Linked DNA regions of Homo sapiens: region 2 is linked to region 1. The links are chromatin contacts, found by Hi-C or POLR2A ChIA-PET in ENCODE. All regions are on one chromosome and are shown on one strand. The core of a region is the stretch at or near the end of the contact, and the rest is flanking DNA. Distances in the headings are between cores, read along the strand shown.

The links. Hi-C counts contacts between places; a loop is a spot of excess contacts on that map. ChIA-PET counts read pairs that join two places held with the same protein, here RNA polymerase II (POLR2A). Pooled maps may share reads with other maps.
Region 2: a loop to region 1 is called in a pooled map, with 2.4 times the contacts of the local background. The contact joins two enhancer-like sites. A Hi-C loop is called at or near these places in 11 of 168 maps with a recorded cell type or tissue (CD14-positive monocyte, Caco-2, GM12878 and 7 more), 34 of 37 single-sample maps with no recorded cell type and 20 of 50 pooled maps. POLR2A ChIA-PET finds 5 or more read pairs at or near these places in 14 of 52 experiments (AG04449, AG04450, CD4-positive, alpha-beta T cell and 10 more).

The regions. Positions count from the first base shown.
Region 1 is chr7:139,634,018-139,637,227 of GRCh38, forward strand. All of the region lies in intron 2 of HIPK2 (homeodomain interacting protein kinase 2), which reads right to left. Among named protein-coding and RNA genes, the nearest start is that of CLEC2L, 110 kb to the left of the region's middle. Within about 2 kb of position 1,679, at least 4 of the 41 ENCODE cell types and tissues checked have a DNase peak (open chromatin) inside an H3K27ac peak, as active enhancers do.
Region 2 is chr7:139,679,477-139,682,686 of GRCh38, forward strand. The region is part of intron 2 of HIPK2 (homeodomain interacting protein kinase 2); the gene reads right to left. Among named protein-coding and RNA genes, the nearest start is that of HIPK2, 97 kb to the right of the region's middle. RefSeq lists enhancers at 1,022-2,221, 3,198-3,210. Within about 2 kb of position 1,460, at least 26 of the 41 ENCODE cell types and tissues checked have a DNase peak (open chromatin) inside an H3K27ac peak, as active enhancers do.

The DNA of each region.
Region 1 (3,210 bases), core at 429-2,928:
GAGGACTGCTTGAGCCCAGGAGTTTGAGGGTGCCATGAGCCATGATTTGCACCATTGCACTCCAGCCTGGTAACAGAGCAAGACCCTGTCTCAAAAAAAAAAAAAAATTTTAGTTTATTCCTTTCCTCACAACTAGAGACTGGGTACTGGCTACTACGTGCTTCTAGAGTACCAGTCACACTTGCCGGTCTGGGCAGCAGAAGGAGTGACCGCTGGGGGCTGGAGTGAGTTGCCTTGTTGCTATTTAATGAACCTTCCGTTGTCCCCATCGCCTGCTGCTGGGCGTCTTCAGCTGCCAGTGTTCTGCTTGGCACTTCACCCCCTTTGGCCTTTGTCTCCTTTGGTCCCCACATTGGACTGCGCATGTATTGTCAGGGGCCACTCTTACTCACTGGCACTGATGAGCTGGGGATGCCTGTGGTGGCTCCAAGACATGTCCCTGCTGCACCCTTGTCTTCCATGTGACCACGAGCCCACCACCTGCCTAGGCCACCTGTGTCAGTGTTGGCCACATACCAGGGCCCCCAGGTTCACTCATCATTGTGTGTAACTGATAAGATTACTGCCAGGTTGCCTCTAGCAGTGCCTTTAGAGATCGTTTCAGTTTATTTAAAACATCACATCCCTTAGAAAAAAGAAGGGACTATCTGTTTCAGGTTTTTTTTTTTTTTTTTTTTTGAGACAGAGTCTTGCTCTGTTGCCCAGCCTGGAGTGCAGTGGCATGATCTTGGCTCACTGCAACCTCCACCTCCTGGGTTCAAGCGATTCTCGTGCCTCAGCCTTCCAGGTAGCTGGGATTACAGGCACCTACCACCAGGTCTGGCTAATTTTTGTATTTTTAGCAGAGGCGGGTTTTCACCATGTTGGCCAGGCTGGTCTCAAGCTCCTGATCTCAAGTGATCCACCTGCCTCAGCCTCCCAAAGTGCTGGGATTACAGGCAGGAGCCACCATACCTGGCCAGAAAAGAAGGGAATATCTGAAAAGAACACTACCAAAAAAAGTATTATGGTGTCAGAACCTGCTTTTCTCTCTGCCCTCCCTGTTCTAGAGTCAGGGGTGGCCTCCTGCCTCCTCTCACGTGGATCTAGGCCTCTTCATGGGAGGAGAGTTTTGGCCTGGACTGCTGGCTCAAGGATCAAGCACATTCTCACCTCTGTCCCCCGATTCTTGTCACCTGGCCTCTTGGCTGGCCCCTGCCCTCTTGCAGCCTGACGTTTGGAAGTCTGACGCTCCAGTCTGTAGGTTTGGATGTTTGACACTCAAGTAAGTCTTAGGAAGGCCGGTCTGGCCCCAGGGGACTTCTCTGAACTTGACTATGGGCCTGCCCTTCCTATCAGGTTAGTTACGTGGTTCTCATGGCCCGGAAGGCTGTTCCTAACCCACGGAAACCTCGTTTTCCAGTTTCCATTCCCCAGTGATGAACAAGGCAGACTGCAACAACTAAAATGGCCACACAAAGGCACTTTAGTGATGTTCTTTAGCAGGAAACACCAGACATAGATTTTGACGACTGACGTGACATGAACGGGGCCTGGGAAAATTGCTTGTAGTCCACCAAGAAAATGAAATGGCAGCCATTCACGGTACCATGATACGTGCCGCAGAATGTTCCTGCTGCGACCGTAAAGAACAAATGCCCAGGCATCTGGCTAGGTGGCTGGGAGACAGTACTGTCTGCGAAGGCCTCTGATGCTGCGAAAGCCACATCAAAGCACACAGGACAACTCGAGTCGAATACAAAACGTGTGTCACAGAAAGACACAGACATAAAAATCGAGCCGACACAGCACACCACATGCTCTAGCGGCTCCCACGTTAGAAAACAAAGCAGAACACAAGAACAAAACAGAACACAAAAAACAAAACAAAAGCCCCAAACACAAACCTTTCCTAATCCCTTCGTCTCCCAGCAGCTGCTGCCCTAGTTCTCAGCTCCCCTTCAAGGCCCACTCTCTGGAGAGAGTCATCTCCCCCTGTGGTTCCCACCTCTTCACCTCACAGCATTTGCTCAGCTTCCTCTAATTGGAGTTGGACACTCTGCGTCACTGACGCGCTGCACTTGTTGAGATCAGCAGTGATCTCCACGCTGTCACATCTGTTGATCAACTTCTTAGCTCTGTGACCTGGGAGCCACATTTTTTTCACGCGGGTGATCATTCCTTCCTGCCCTGAAACACTTATTCTTGGTTTTCATGACATCGCTTGCTCCCCATATCTGTCCCGCCTCTCTGCTTGTGGCTTGCCCATTTCCTTTGTAGGCTCGCCCTCTTCTATCCAACTGCTGTGTGTTGGCCAAGTCCTAAGCCCACCGTCTTCTCTCCTTCCACCCAGCCCTAGATAATTGTTATGGGTTGAATTGTGTCCCCCTAAAAGTTATGTTGAACTCCTAATTCCTGGCACCTTGGCATGTGACTTTATTTAGGAATGGAGTTGCTGCAGATATAATTAGCTAAGATGAGGTCACACTGGAGTAGGTGGGCCCTAATCCAATGTGACTTGCATCCATATCAGAGGGAAATCTGGACATAGATACTGACACAGCAGCAAGATGGTCATGTGAAAAGGGAGGAAGAGATTGGAGTGATGCTGCCACAAGCCAAGGAACACCTGGAGCCACCCGAGGCAGGAAGAGACAAGGAAGGCTCTACCCCTGGAGCCTTCAGAGGGAGCATGGCCCTGTTGACACCTTGATTTTGGATGTCTTTTGTTTTAAGCCAGATATTTTGTGGTACCTATTTCAGCAGCCCTAGGAAACTGACAGTCATCTTACTCGCTCCATAGGTTTAAATTCCATTTGTATTCCCAGGTTTGTCTCCATCTTGGAATTCTCCTTCTGGCTCTAGATTTGCATTCTGGAAGCCTGGTATTGCCTCTGGAATGTCTCATAGTCATCTCCAATTCCACACGTCTAGAAGGGAACTATTCTCTGATCCCCCTCTCTAAACATATTCCTTCCACTGTCCTCCTCATTTTATGAAAGGGAACCACCACCCTCCAGCTGCTTAGGCAGAAATCCAGGAAAGATGTTTGATTTCTTCATCCCCACCATCTATCCACTAACATGGCCAGCTCCAAAGTCTCAAGTCAGCCCCTGATTCTCCATCCCCCCTGCCGCAGCAGTGGCGCTGGTCACCCCTGCGTCACCTGGAGCTTCCACTGCAGCCTTTCCACTTGTCTCTCCCTTCCTTGTGCCCACTTCCTCCATGGCA
Region 2 (3,210 bases), core at 210-2,709, 45 kb after region 1:
TTGCATTAGGAACACTATATGCTCAGAAATACCAATCTTTAAATTAAACAACCTATCGAACTGCCTTTACATGGTGCACTGCTGGTTATAAATGTGCAATACCTGATGGGGGGAAAATTCCAGGAGAGCTTATAAAAGCATGCTAGAAGCATTAAAATTTTCCAGCCATTTCATTATTTGTCATTCAGCAAATGTTAATATTTCTCTTTGTATTCCTACTGAAGCTTGAAATTAACATGGCTTTTTGTTTATTTCTTCATTTCTGCCTCCTTGTCAGCTCATCTCAGGAATGCAGTTGGTTAGCTAGCTGCTGCAGAGCCAAATAAAAAAGCCTAAAGAAACTCAAACATTGACTGGCAAAAGGCTCTGCATGAAAAGGCATTTGTTTTTTAACCTCTCAGAAGTAGAACATTTAGCTTAAAATAAATATTTAACATCTAGGATGCTTTTATCAAGAATCATTTTGACATGGACATTAGTCTTTATCCCAAAAGCCAGATACCCTGGGGAGCAAAGTTCGCTGCAAATGTATGCAAAGGAATAGCGTGTGCAGGATACAAGGAGGCCGGAAGGCCGGAAAGCAGGGGGAGTACAGGATTTCCTAAGGTAAACCGATCTCTTAAGAATGCCTGTTCCCCTCCCGCAAATAATCATTAAACAGAATTCAGCATAAGTTCAGCATTTTCAAGTCACTCAGGGACACAGGTACCCGGGAATGTTCCCTCTGCCCCTGGACTGTTTGTGTTGGATTCCAGCCTGGCTCCTCCTGTCCCCCGACTGCAGGACTGTTTCCCACATGGAATCACGATTCAGTCACGATTAACACCCTCCCCACAGCGTGGCTGGTGCCCAAGCAGCCCCAGTAGGGCTTGGGCCTTGTGGAGGAGAGCCCTCCCCTGGGTGAACAACCCAGACAAGCCAAGTCAACTCTGGTTTTGGGATCGAACATTAAATTCACGTCACTGGCTTTAATTCTTTCCTTACCAGGTGCCTTGGGTTTTGAGGGGATGCTGTTTTATGAGGGCTTTTGTGAGGGCCAGGGATGTTTTCAAAACTACAGGGCTTGGCAGACATGGGTACTGAATGTCCCCAGGAACAAAGTAACCAGGGATTGTGTCCAAAACTGGCTTGAAGAAATGCCTCAAATGTAGCAAATCATTTTTTAAAATTCATGTTAAGATCGGCCAACAGCCTTCAGAAGACAGAACCTTTTTCATGTCTGTGGCATGTGTGTGTTCACGTGTGCTTCCTGAATTTCCCAACCAGGACATGAAGAGCACAGCCCACTGGGATTTTTTTGCTGGTGGCTTCCCATTTGGGAACAGGCTCTGAGAGACAATCTGAGCGGGCTTCCTGTGTTGTCTGAGGCCAGCTTCCACAGGGCTGCCATCAGTCAGCCCATTACTCAGCCATGGGCCCAGTGAGGCAGCCACAGGGCCACTGTGCTACAAGCACCCTCCCCGCCCCTGGTTTTCGTGCCATGGGTTTCCTGTGGAGAACATCGTCACGCTATATTCATCTTTCCTCTTAGCTGGCGCTGAGTCACTCCATGATAAAGCCACTCTTCAAGCTCTATTTTGGGTACACTTTACACTCTGAGGGAGCCGGTAACACATCTCTCCTGATATAAATGTACAGGAGAGCCCGTCAACCACAGCTCTCTGATGGAGCCTACAAGTTGCAATTGGGTCAATGTTTTCACTGCCACAGCACTTAATCACTTGAAAACTTTATCTAAACTTGTGAAGTTTTCCCTGCTTTTAGCTTTTCATTCTTTTTGGCCTGTTTTGATAACAGAAGCATGCTGCCGTCCATCCCAGGTCAGAGCTGGTGGCAGGAGAGAGGTGGGTGGGAGAGGAGGGAGGACACAGCCCACTTCTCAGGTCCTTCTAAATGGTCTTTATTAGCGGATTTCAAAATTTTGCAGTGAAATTATCAGAACACCTGGCACCTCCACATTTAAATGGAAGCACAAACCCAATTCCAAAGCCAAAGGCTTCTTCCGGAACCCCTGCTGTTTTCTATAATCAGCGCCAGTGCTGCACTCCCCTCGCCTCCTCCCGCTCAGTGTGGGTGTCAAGAGGTGACCACAAAAGAGGCTGCTCAACATCACCTGAGAACAAAGCCTCCTTTCCTGCAATTCCAAATTGACTTTTGCTGTACAAGAAAATTAAGGATGCTGTGGCTACCACCAGAGAGCACATTTAAAACTCCTCACATGAAAGGCCCTTGCACTCCTGGGAAAAATATTCTCACTTTAAGGAGAGTCACAGCGTGCGGAGCCTGGACTTTCCATGCACCAAGCCCTGGGTCCATGCAGCCACCACTGCTCCAGGGAGCAGAAGGTCTGATGTTCTCTGAGCTGGAATCTTCCTACATTTCTTTGTCCACTGACTGGGGGCCCTGGTTCTAGGACAGCATCTCCCCTGGTGCTGGAGGTGCTCAAACCACCATGGCCTGGCCTGAGTGGGCTCTATCTTTTCCAGGGCAGGCATCACAGTGGAGCCCTCGGATCTGGCTGACACTCCTGTTACTCGTGCACGGCTTATGTCATGCTGGTACAGACCCTGGGCCATGTAGAGGACTCATGGTGAGATGCCAATGTGGCTACTGCCCCAGCTTCTGCCCTCACTTGGCACATACCATAGACCACGTTGCTTCCACTCCTCAGAAGGAAAACCCCCTCTATTGCCAAGCTGTTCAATATTCACGACAGGCAAGGTCCTTATGATTCAGTCCTGTTACCTCTCCAGCCTCATCATCCACCACATGCCCTCACTCACTCACTCATCAAACATCCACTGAGAGCCCATAGTGAGTCAAGACCTGGGCTTGGCACCAGGAACACTGGGTAAAACCCATCTCTAGCCTCAAGAAACTCATCCATGAGCAGGGGTAGCCAGACCTGTAACTATACATGTGCAATGAGGGGTTGGAATGAAGGGCTCTGTTGAGGCACCTAGGACAGAGATGTCAGTTCCACCTTCTTCAGGTGCAGTGTGGACACCACCTCTTACGGGAAGCTTTCCCTCATCCCTCCCGCTGCGTGCCTGTGCCCTCCTCTGGGTCCCTGTGGTGGGTGGGGCCGTAATGACTGTGCTTGACTGCTCCTCAAGAGCAGGAACACTGTTTTACTCATCTCCTCCCCACAGCACCCTGCACCATGTCCTGCCACACAGTAAGTGCTCCATGCATGTTTATTGTTTCAAA